3 separate regions of the Homo sapiens genome follow, and all the other regions are linked to region 3. A link is an interaction called in ENCODE POLR2A ChIA-PET data of the cell type or tissue named here. Cell type or tissue: OCI-LY7. All regions are shown on one strand. Region 1 has its middle 24 kb from the start of NUFIP2. Region 2 overlaps TAOK1 (TAO kinase 1). Region 3 has its middle 15 kb from the start of MYO18A.

The links. Peaks named below come from ENCODE experiments on the same cell type or tissue, not always from the same donor. Only the 100,000 strongest peaks of a DNase experiment are listed, where the experiment ranks them.
Region 1: POLR2A ChIA-PET joins it to region 3 with 5 read pairs; 2 of 35 experiments call an interaction of 5 or more read pairs at or near these places.
Region 2: POLR2A ChIA-PET joins it to region 3 with 6 read pairs; 3 of 35 experiments call an interaction of 5 or more read pairs at or near these places.

The regions. Positions count from the first base shown.
Region 1 is chr17:29,316,545-29,320,544 of GRCh38, forward strand. No RefSeq gene overlaps it. Among named protein-coding and RNA genes, the nearest start is that of NUFIP2, 24 kb to the left of the region's middle. In OCI-LY7, no CTCF peak of the experiment used is centred here; no DNase peak of the experiment used is centred here.
Region 2 is chr17:29,398,802-29,402,801 of GRCh38, forward strand. All of the region lies in intron 1 of TAOK1 (TAO kinase 1), which reads left to right. Among named protein-coding and RNA genes, the nearest start is that of MIR4523, 10 kb to the left of the region's middle. RefSeq lists an enhancer at 2,557-2,626. In OCI-LY7, no CTCF peak of the experiment used is centred here; no DNase peak of the experiment used is centred here.
Region 3 is chr17:29,193,178-29,197,177 of GRCh38, forward strand. It overlaps the pseudogene LOC100421028. Among named protein-coding and RNA genes, the nearest start is that of MYO18A, 15 kb to the left of the region's middle. In OCI-LY7, no CTCF peak of the experiment used is centred here; a DNase peak (open chromatin) is centred at 2,424; H3K4me3 peaks cover 1,489 bases; H3K27ac peaks cover 1,746 bases.

The DNA of each region.
Region 1 (4,000 bases), 120 kb after region 3:
ACCTTGGCCTCCCAAAATGCTGGGATTACAGGCATGAGCCACCGTGCCGGGCCTACTTGGGAGATTGAGGTGGGAGGATTGCTTGAGCCTAGGAGGTTGAGGCTGCAGTGACCTGTGATTGCACCACTTCACTCTAGCCTAGGTGACAGCGCAAGACCCCATCTCAAAATAAACAAAATTATTTCTATGGTAATTCCAGTTTGATTTAAAACATAGAAATGTACACACAGCTATATAGCATAATGATTGAGATTATAGACTTTTAGATCTAGATTTGCATCTCAGATCTACCATTTACTAATGACATGACCTTAAGCAAATAAATTGATACTCTCAGCCTCCGTTTACTCATTTATAAAGTAAGAATAAAAATATCTTCTCATATAACTATTGAGAGGATTACAAGAGTTAATATGTTTAAAAAGGAAATGAAGTTTCCTGGCATATTCAGTAAATAACTAGTATATCCTTATGTATGTGATAATTTTTTTGAGACAGAGCTTCACTCTGTCACCCAGGCTGGGAGTGCAATGGTGTGATCTCGGCTCACTGCAACCTCTGCCTCCCTGGTTCAAGAGATTCTCGTGCCTCAGCCTCCTGAGTAGCTGGAATTACAGGCATGTGTCACCATGCCCAGCTAATTATTTGTATTTTTAGGAGAGGTGGGGTTTCACCATGTTGGCTAGGCTGGTCTCCAACTCCTGGCCTCAAACAATCCGCCAGCCTTGGCCTCCCAAAGTGCTGGGATTACAGGTGATAACTATCATAAATATATGTGTGCACCTACCCAAACATACACATAGAAATAAGGCTGAGCTGGCCAGGCACGGTGGCTCACACCTGTAATCCCAGCACTTTAAGAGGCCAATGCAGGCAAATTGCTTGAGCACAGGAGTTTGAGACCAGTCTGGGCAACATGGTGAAACTGTGTCTCTACAAACAATGTAAACAATTAGCCAGGCAGCTGGGTGCGGTGGCTTATGCCTGTAATTCCAGCATTTTGGGAGGCCAAGGTAGGTGTATCACTTGAGGTCAGGAGTTTGAGACCAGGCTGGCCAACATGGTGAAACCCCATCTCTACTAAAAATACAAAAATCAGCCAGGCAGGTGGCATGAGCCTGGAATCCCAGCTACTCAGGTGGCTGAGGCATGAGAATCACTTGAACCCTGGAGACGGAAGTTGCAGTGAGCTGAGATGGTGCCACTGCACTCCAGCCTGGGTGATAGAGAGAGACTCTGTCTCAAAAAAAAAAAAAAAAAAAAAAAAATTGGCCAGGCATGGTGGCATGTGCCTGCATTCCCAGCTACTCAGGAGGCTGAGTGGGGAAGATTGCTTGTGCCTAGGAGGTTGAGGCTGCAGTGAGGCATGATTGCACCACTGCACTCTAGCCTGGGTGACAAAGCAAGACCCTGTCTCAAACAAAAAAAAAAAAGAGAGAGCAAGAAAAGAAAAGAAATAAGGCTGAGAGAGACTATACCAAAATGTTAGCAAGGATTATCTCTAATGATGAGATTCTGAGTGATATTTTTTGTTTCTTTCTACTTTTTGCTTCTCCTTCATGCTTTTCTGCAACTTCTAAAATTTCTACAAAGAACATACTTGTTTTTACAATTAGAAAAAATACATTATTAAACTATATAATACAAAGTTTGTAGGATATCAGTACAAATAGAAATATTATTTAGGCCGGTTGCGGTGGCTCATGCCTATAATCCCAGCACTTTGGGAGCCCAAGGAGGGCAGATCACGAGGTCAGGAGTTCGAGACCAGCCTGGCCAACATAGTGAATCCCTGTCTCTACTAAAAATACAAAAATTAGCCGGGCATGGTGGCACATGCCTGTAGTCCCAGCTACTTGGGAGGCTGAGGCAGGAGAATTGCTTGAATCCGGGATTTGGAAGTTGCAGTGAGCTGAGATGGTGCCACTGCACTCCAGCTTGGGCAACAGAGTAACACTTTGTCTCAAAAAAAAAAAAAAAGAAAGAAAGAAAGAAAAAAGAAAAGAAATATTATGTCCACCCAAAAACAATGCCCACTCTTGGATACCTAAAATGCACAAAATTATCTATAAATGCAGCTGTGTCTTTCATATAGTTTAAGTTCAGTTTTAGCAAAACAAAACAAATGTCTTTTCCTTTGCATGGTGAATGCCTTGGAGTTACTCCAGAATAACATTGAATTATTCACATTGAATGGTGAATGCCTGGAGTTAATCCAGAATAATGTGAAATCAAACTTTATTTCAGTAAGAACCTCTAAGCCTAAAATCCTGTAAACTGAATCAGTCTTGGTACATGTATCTGTTCCAAAAACTAGTCTCCAAATATACAGAGATTAGGGCTTGGCACTAGGAGATTAGATGTGGTAGACAAATGCTACTTGATGGTGAGGGTAGAGATGGGGTGACGGTAGAGGATGCTTAAACCCAACATCAATCATTTAAATATTGTTAGTAACATTTATTTCTACCCCAAGCTATCCTTTACCAGAGTAGCATGTAATAAACAACATTTCATTCATTTATTCATTTATTCTCTCAATTAATATGTATTTAAGAGCCTGCTATACATGCAGCATGCAGCACTGTGTTAGGCATTGCGTTAACATGAAGAACAAAACAGATGGGGGGCTGGGTGCAGTGGCTCACGCCTGTAATCCCAGTACTTTGGGAGGCTGAGGCGGGTGGATCACTTGAGCCCAGCAGTTTGAGACCAGCCTGGGCAACATGGTGAGATCCTACTAAAAATACAAAAAAAAAAAAATAGGCTGGGTGCAGTGTCTCACACCTGTAATCCCAGCACTTTGGGAGCCCGAGGCAGTGGATCACCTGAGGTCATGAATTCTAGATCAGCCTGGCCAACATGTTGAAATCCCACCTCTACTAAAGATACAAAAAATTAGCTGGGCATGGTGGTGGGCACCTGTAATCCCACCTACTCAGGAAGCTGAAGCAGGAGAATCACTTGACCTTGAGAGGTGGAGGCTGCAGTGAGCTAGGATCGTGCCACTGCACTCCAGCCTGGGTGACAGAGATTCCATCTAAAACAAAAACAAAAACAATAACAAAAAGATAGCCAGGTGTGGTGGTGTGGTGGTACACAGCTGTGGTCCCAGATACTCAGGAGGCTAAGGTGAGGTGGGAGGATTGCTGGAGCCCATGGGGTGTGGGTGTGGAAGTTGCAGTGAGCTGAGATCGCGCCACTGCATTCCAGCCTGGGTAAGCGAGAAAGACCCTGTCTCAAAACAAACAAACAAAACAAAACAAAAAACAAAACAAAAAGACAACAACAAAAACAGATGGTATCCCTGCCTACATAGGGCTAAGAGCCTGTTAGAGAAGACAAATACATACACAAATAGACATATAATTGCAAATTGTGATGAGTACTCTGGAGGAAAGTATAAAATACTGTGAAAGAGAATGAGGGAGGTAGGGCAGGAGAGGGATACCTAAACAGTCTCTCTGACATCTCAACCAGGACCCAAAAGATAAGAGTTAGGGGAGGGGCCAGGCACGGTGGCTCATGCCTGTAATCCCAGCACTTTGGGATGCCGAGGCAGGTGGATCACGAGGTCAGGAGTTCAAGACCAGCCTGGCCAAGATGATGAAACCCTGTCTCTACTAAAAATGCAAAAATTGGCCGGGTGTGGTGGTGGGCGCCTGCAATCCCAGCTACTCGGGAGGCTGAGGCAGAGAATTGGTTGAACCTGGGAGGCGGAGGTTGCAGTGAGCCAATACAAAGGCCATTAAGATAGAAAAAAAGCTTGGAGCCTTGGGGTAACTGAAAGAAGACCAGTGCAACCTCTTATGGAAAGGTGTGTGTAGGCTTCACTGTTCCTCATCCCAGTAAGAACAGAGCACAGTGCAATGATACAGTGCACAGATGGCAGCAGCACAGGTCTTTCTCAGGTCTGACACCTAACTTTAACTTTATTGCTGGGCCTTGTTTCAGCATCTTCAAAATGAGAATAATGGATTTCCTTCCTGAATCCCTTGTG
Region 2 (4,000 bases), 210 kb after region 3:
GATTACAGGCGGGCATGAGCCACCACACCCGTTAATGTGAAGATAGTATATACTGGGTTGTTTAAATAGGATAATGCTTGCTAAGTACTTAACTTACTGCCTGATACATGCTAACACTCAATAAATTGTTGGCTATCACACACTAGCTGCCTAATATAAATGTTTATGAGTACATTGAGATAATTTTTTTTTTTTTTTTTTTGAGACAGGGTCTCACTCCTGTCACCCAGACTGGAGTGCAGTGGCACGATCTCGGCTGCCTGCAGCCTTGACCTCCCAGGCTCAAGTGATCCACCCACCTTTGCCCTCCAAGTAGCTAGGACTACAGGCAAATGCCACTGCCTGGCTAATTTTTGTATTTTTTGTGGAGATGGGGTTTTGCCATGTTGCCTGGTCTGGTATCGAACTCCTGAGCTCAAGTGGTTCCACCTGCCTCAGCCTCCCAAAGTGCTGGGGAGAGTCTAATATTTAAGGATGAGTTGCATTATATAATTTTGATTTGATATTGGATTTATTTTTATTTATTTATTTTGAGACGGAGTCTCGCTCTGTTGCCCAGGATGGAGTGCAGTGGCACAATCTCGGCTCGCTGCAACCTCTGCCTGCCCTGTTCATGCCATTCTCCTGCCTCAGCCTCCCAAGTAGCTGGGACTACAGGCGCCCGCCACTATGCCTGGCTAAATTTTTGTATTTTTATTAGAGACGGGGTTTCACCGTGTTAGCCAGGATGGTCTTGATCTCCTGACCTCGTGATCTGCCCGCCTTGGCCTCCCAAAGTGCTGGGATTACAGGCGTGAGCCACTGCGCCTGGTGATATTGGATTTATATATCTGGAGTCTGACATACATTTTTGAAAGAAATAGTTAGAATATCAAGGTAGCTTAGTAACTTTTTGCACCTATAATGGACTACTGTGTAGTACTTAATGGGAGTTTTTTTCTTTCTTTGGGATAGATTCTCGCTCTGTCACTCAGGCTGGAGTGCAGTGGTGAGATCAAAGTTCACTACAGCCTCAATCTTCTGGACTTAGCGATCCTCTCACCTCAGCCACCTCAGCAGCTAGGACTACAGGCGTGCACCACCACACCTGGCTAATTTTTTTTTATTTTTAGTACAGACGAGATCTCACTATGTTGCCCAGGTTGGTCTTGATCTTCTGAGTTTAAGTGATCCTTCTGCCTTGTTCTCCCAAAGTGGTGAGATTATACACAGGAGCCACTGTGCCCACCTCTGATGGGAGTTTTTAATTTATCACAGGTTTTCTTTTTCCTTTGCTGGATATAAAGCCTGTCTTAAGAAATGACATTTCAGGCCGGGCGTGGTGGCTCAGGCCTGTAATCTCAGCACTTTGGGAGGCCGAGGTGGGTGGATTGCTTGAGGTCAGGAGTTCAAGACCATCCTGGCCAAAGTGGTGAAACCCCGTCTTTACTAAAAACACAAAAATTAGCTGGGTGTGGTAGTGGGCGCCTGTAATCCCAGCTACTTGGGAGGCTGAGGCAGGAGAATCACTTGAACCAGGCAGAGGTTGCAATGAGCCGAGATCGCGCCATTGCACTCCAGCCTGGGAGACAAGAGCAAAACTCCGTCTCAAAAAAAAAAAAAAAAAACAACAAATGACATTTCTTTTCCAGTACTTACTTTGTTTATTTAAGAAAAATTTGGTATCCCTCTTCTACCTCCTGGAGCTCTTTTTACCATCCCTGTCTTTGAAGGGATTCAGAGTACCCATGCTCTTCTACGCATTTTTATTTAGGTATCTTTTGTAGGTATGTCCTTACCTTGAAAGTGCCTTACGTTCCAAAATGTATTAATTCAACAAACTTTAAGTGATTATTATGTGCCAGATAAGACAGTATTTCAGCCCTGGGAGAATTCCACCTTCTGAATAGTTTTCTCAAGCTAGATAATCATAGGAAAGCAAGGACTTTCCCATAATTTTTAGTTCCTCTAAGCCAGTGCTTTCAAACTTTAGTTTGTGATCCATTAATGGCTTGTAAATTCAATTTAGTGAGTCACAATAACAATTTTAAAAAGTAATGGGGAGTGTCAGTGTGGTGCATAAAGTAAGGGTAAACATTATTATGGGAAACTTTTGTTTGCCTCTTTTTTTTTTTTTTTTTTTTTTTGATGCCAGGGTCTTGCTCTGTTGCCCAGGCTGGAACGCAGTGGTGTGATCATAGTTCACTGCGGCCTCCACCTCCTGGCTCAAGTGATCCTCCCACCTCAGCCTCCTGAGTAACTGCGACTACAGGTGTGCACCACCACACCCGGCTAATTTTTGAAAAAATTTTTTTGTGCAGACAGGGTCTTGCTATGTTGCCCAGGATGGTCTCAAATTCCTGATCTTAAGTTATCCTCTTGCCTTGGCCTCCCAAAGTGCTGGTATTACAGGTGTAAGCTATTGTGCTCAGCAGTTTGCCACATTTTTATATGTTCTGGGTACCCAGTTACACTGTTATAAAGACATACCTGAGACTGGGTAATTTATAAAGAAAATAGGTTTAATGTGCTCACGGTTCTGTGGGCTATACAGGCATCTGCATCTGGGGAGGCTTCAGAAAACTTACAATCATAGCGGAAGTGGAAGTGGGCATATTTTCCCATGGTTGGCAGGAGAGAGAGGGAGAGTGTGCATGTGTGTGGACACGCAAGCGAGTGAAGGGGGAAGTGCTACAAACTTTCCACTTTCCAACAACAGTAGCTCTTGAGAACTCACTATCAACTAGAACAGCAAGGGGGAAATCCACCCCAATGATCCAATCATTTCCACCAGGTCCCTCCCCCAACTTTGGAGATTACAATTTAACATGAGATTTGGGTAGGGACACAGAGCCAAACCATATCACTTTCTTTTTCTTCTCTTTTTTTTTTTGAGACAGGGTTTTACTCTGTTGGGAGGCTGGAGTGCAGTGGGGTGATCATGGCTTGCTGAAACCTCTGCCTCTTGGGCTCAAGCAATCCTCCCACCTCAGCCTCCTGAGTAGCTGTGCCACCACGCCTGGCTAATTTTTGTACTTTTTGTTCTTTTTGTTTGAGACGGGGTTTCGCCATGTTGGCCAGGCTGGTCTTGACTCCTGGCCTCAGGTGATCTGCCCACCTTGGCCTCCCAAAGTGCTAGAATTATAAGCGTGAGCCACTGTGCCTGAACTAAAATTTCTTTTTTTACCTCATCCCTTTTACTTCTAATCTTCTGTCTCTGAAGTATGCTTGTTTTAGTTTGCTTTTTCCTTTTTCTTTCAACAACTCTCCTTCAATCTCTACTGATTCATCTGTAGTCTATTTAGTCGTTATATTGGGTATATTTACCTTTCCTAGGTTTCAAAGCTTAGGAGATAGCAAGGACTTTGCCTAAAAGGTCCTGGGCAGGGTACCAGTAGTTTTGGATAATCATGGTAACTTCTGAGGTTTTTGTATTAAGGAACGTGTTATCAGATATCTAATGTCACACACTATGTGTGAGTGCAGTTTCTCATGAATTGCAGAATTTTAAAAAAAGAAGACTTTCTATTTAATTTTTTTAAGACGGTCTCAGTCCCCTTCCCTATGCTAGAGTCCAGTGGCACACAATGATGGCTCACTGTGCCTCTACTTCCCGGGCTCAGGTGATCCTTTTACCTCAGCCTACCAAGTAGCTGAGACTACAGTCATGCGCCACCATACCTGACTAATTCTTTTGTATTTTTTGTAGAGATTAGGTTTTGTCACATTGCCCAAGCTGGTCTCGAACTCCTGAGCTCAAGCAATCTGCCTGCCTCAGCCTCCGAAAGTGCTGGGATTACAGGTGTGAGCCACCATGCCTGGTTGAAAACTTTTTATTTGGAGGATATTAAGAAAATATCTTTTATTTTTATTTTATTTGGGGACATATATAGATTTGATTTAATTGAAATACGTCTGTTCATAAAATTATTATGTGACTAATTAAGTATATTAAGTATATTTTAAAAATGCCAGGCCAGACGTGATGGGTCATGTCTTTAATCCTAGCACTTTGGGAGGC
Region 3 (4,000 bases):
CCATATTATACTGACCAGTAGTTATTTGCTTAATTAATAGATGTATTAAGACAATAAATGTATTAATTATTTCCATGGCACAAGATGTCAAAATTACATGGAAAGTGGCTTTCCCTTCGGTCAAGAGCCCTGATTATAGTCACGGAGAAGAGCTGGCTAAATTCCCTGAGAACAGATGGGGCCCAGGAGAAGGTCACTGACTAGCTGATTATGAGCATGGGAAAAAGGACCTGAGCTATATTTCCACCATGTACCAAACCAGAGCAAGGTGGACCACTCCCATTTTAATCCTTCCAACAACTCTGCAAACTCCATGTTGTTATTTTCCTATTTAAATGAGGAACTGAGGCTTTAAAAGGTCAGAGATTGGCCAAGACCACACAGCTATTATAGATAATGTCAGAAGCAGGATTAAAACTCAAGTCTCAATGGCTCTAAAACCACAAGTAATTTCCACAAATCCAGTTTGTTCCAAAGAAAGAGTAACCAGCAGGGTCTCCTGATTTCCCACATAGCATCCAGCAAATCCTGTCACCTGTCTCCAGCTCAGAGTTCCCACTTATAGAGGGGGGCTATAATCCTCCCAGCAGAGACAGAATGAACAAAACCAGGTTATGTCTCCATTATTCTTTCCTTGGAAAATGGCTCTACATAGAAATCTATCTGGGCTGGGTGCGGTAGCTCACACCTATAATCCCAGCACTTTAGGAGGCCAAGGCAGGAGGATCACTTGATCTCAGGAGTTCAAGATGAGCCTGGGCACATGGGGAGACCCCATCTCTACAAAAAATTAAAAAATTAAACAATAGCTGGGTGCAGTAGCTCACGTCTGTAATCCCAGCACTTTGGGAGGCCGAGACGGGCAGATCACTTGAGGTCAGGAGTTCAAGACCAGCCTGGCCAACATGGAGAAACCCTGTCTCTACTAGAAATACAAAATTAGCTGGCTTGGTGGCGCATGCCTGTAATTCCAGCTACTTGGGAGGCTGAGGCAGGAGAATCGATTGAACCCAGGAGGCGGAGGTTGCGGTGAGCTGAGATCGCACCATTGCACTCCAGCCTAGGCAACAAGAGCGAAACTCCATCCCAAGAAAAGGAACAAAGGAAGGAAGAAAGGAAGGAAGGAAGGAAGGGAGGGAGGGAAAGAGGGAGGGAGGTAAAGAAAGAAAGAAAGAATTACTCAAACTCAGTTTGAACACTCAGTACCACCCTGCATTATCCTCCCCCTTCCCAGGGGCAACCACTATTCTGAATTGGATGTTTGTTATTTCCATGCACTTCCATACGCTTTTATTACATAGCATATATCCTCAAACAATATAAAATATTATTTTACCTAGTTTGTAAAAATAATACCACACTGTCATTACTCTTCTGAAACTTGCTCTTTTTGCTCATCATTGAAAGATTCCTATTATTTTTAAAAAAAGAATAACAAAATAAAGAAGAAAGATTCCTATTAATATGATTAGCTCTAATTTATTCATTTCACTGTTGTATAATATTCCATGATGTGAATATAACACAGTCTGTCTATTCTGTTGATAAATATTCATGGTTGTTTCTGGTTTTTGCTATTTGCAAAATAATGCTGCTATGAACATTGTGAGACATATCTTCAGGTGCTCACTGTGCAAGATATTTTCTGGTGCATATATTTAGGAATAGAATTGCTGGGTCACAGGAGGTTGACATCTCCAATTATCCTAGATATTGTCCCCCTCACTTTTTTTTTTTTTTTTGAGATGGAGTCTTGCTGTGTCTCCCAAGCTGGAGTTCAGAGGTGTGATCTCGGCTCACTGCAACCTCCGCCTCCTGGATTCAAGTGATTCTCCTGCCTCAGCCTCCTGAGTAGCAGAGACTACAGGCGTGCACCACCATGCCTGGCTAATTTTTTTATTTTTAGTAGAGACGGGGTTTCACCATGTTAGCCAGCTTGGTCTCGAACTCCCAACTTCAGGCAACTGCCCGCCTTGGCCTCCCAAAATGCTGGGATTACAGGCGTGAGCCACTGCGCCTGCCGCCCCCGCCACACACACTTTTTAGGACCTAGACATCAATAATCTGAGGCTGAAAAGCAGCTTCAATTGCAGCAAGCAGGACTGAAATTAGACCCTGCAAGGAACTTTTTTAGTTGTTAAAGGATTGTTAGAAATCGGCCCAAGTTGTGGAAGACACTGGAGGAATGTCTGTCACTCTGCTTTTCTGACATGCCTCAAGTACAGCTCAGTCTGGACTCAGTTCTAATTGTAGCCTAAAGATTTCAAAATTAATTAAATCGGCATATATGAGTTGAGCTCCTATTCCACGCAAAGTGCTAAGCTGGGAGCAGAAGCTTGTGTCCTCTTCCTGCAAAGCACATCGTCACCACCCCTCCTTGCAACTGAGATGAAAGACCAATGAGAGACATGTGCAAAGTTACACAGCAGGATGGGATTTAAATAACTGCTGAAGACCACAGTAAAGGGGAAGTCACAAAATACTGCGTGACTAATTGTTAAGTGAAATTGCCTTGGAGGCACAGAGGAAAAAAATCAGAGCAGTGGTCAAGGAACGTTGCACAGAAAAAAGGTAGTATCTGAGCAATAATAGTAGAATGTAGGTGATAATCATGGCATCTACTACTCATTGATGAACATTGTGTGCCTTGCACTTTACTCAGAGTATCTTGTTTAATCCTCACAATGACCCTGTGAAGAAAGTATGATTAGTCTCTTCTGACACAGCAGGAAACTGATCACCAGAAGACCAAGTAGCTTACGCAAGCTCACACAACCACCGAGTGGCGGGGCAGGATTCGAACTTAGTCCTGAAGCCTCCCACGTCAGAGGTCCCCGGGAGGGAACACAAGCAAAGGGTGGGAGGTAGGGGAGGGAGCCCCAGGCACAGCTCCTGGTGTGGCTAGAATGGAGGGCTTCTTTGGAAAAAGTAGGTGATCCGGCTAGAAAAGGAGGTCCAGGCTGGCTCATGGAAGATGCTGGTTTCCAGGCATAGGAACTTTAAGTGATTAATTCAAGGAGATTCCACAGCGAGGCAGGTGTATGTTGGAATAGAGGAAAGGGCAGTGCAGGCAGAGAGGTGCCTGGCAGGTTCAGCAACAGCAGTGCAGGGGGCCGAAAATACAAACTTGAACAAGGAAGATGACTTGGGGACCCAACAGAGGGGACAGGTGTAGGAGAGACTTACAAGGAAGAATGTGTGGGGACTTGGCTTCCAACAGCCGTAAGAGCAACTGAGGGAGGAATTGACAATAGATTCCACAATTGTGGGTGGCCCAGGAAGCTAGGCAAGCAAAAGCAACGCTGTAGGCAGCTGAGGTTAATACAAATGGCTAACGTTTGTTACCAGCTACTATCTATAAGCACTTTACATGTATAAACTCATTTCACCCTCACAGCATTCCTATGAAGTAGGAGTGAGGATCTATTATGATTTCCGTTTTTCAGTTAGAGAAACTGGGGTACAGAGAAGTTAAGCAATTTGTCTGAGGTTACACCACTGGTAAATGGCAGAGCTGGGATTTGAACCTGGGTTCCAGAGGCCTCACTCTTCATCACTTCACTAAACTGTGTCTGTTGAGGTAACATCTTCAGAAAGAAGCAGGGTTTTCCACTCCCACTCCACATTCCCCACCCTCAAAGACCAAGCAGGATGGCAGGATTTTTTTGCTGAGTGGCATTGCTGGGGGGGAGTGTCAGGTCTCTGCTGCTACCCTAAGCCAGCTGCTTGTCACCACCGGGCAGTGAGCATGGGGCGTGCGGTGCTGGGGCCTGCACTGCTGGGGCACTCACCAGCAGGAGGGCACCTGGAGCACGGTCCTTCCTCATCACAGTGGAGCAGAAGTAGCACTAGCTGGTGCAGGCCACAGAGCGTGCCTGGCAAGGGAAGACCCAGCCCAGGTAGCACAACTCCATCGGGTTCAGGAGGAAGCAGCCCAACCCCACCTGCACATGAAGTTCAGGAAGATTTTCTTCCTCATGGCTCTGGACACAAAGCAGTC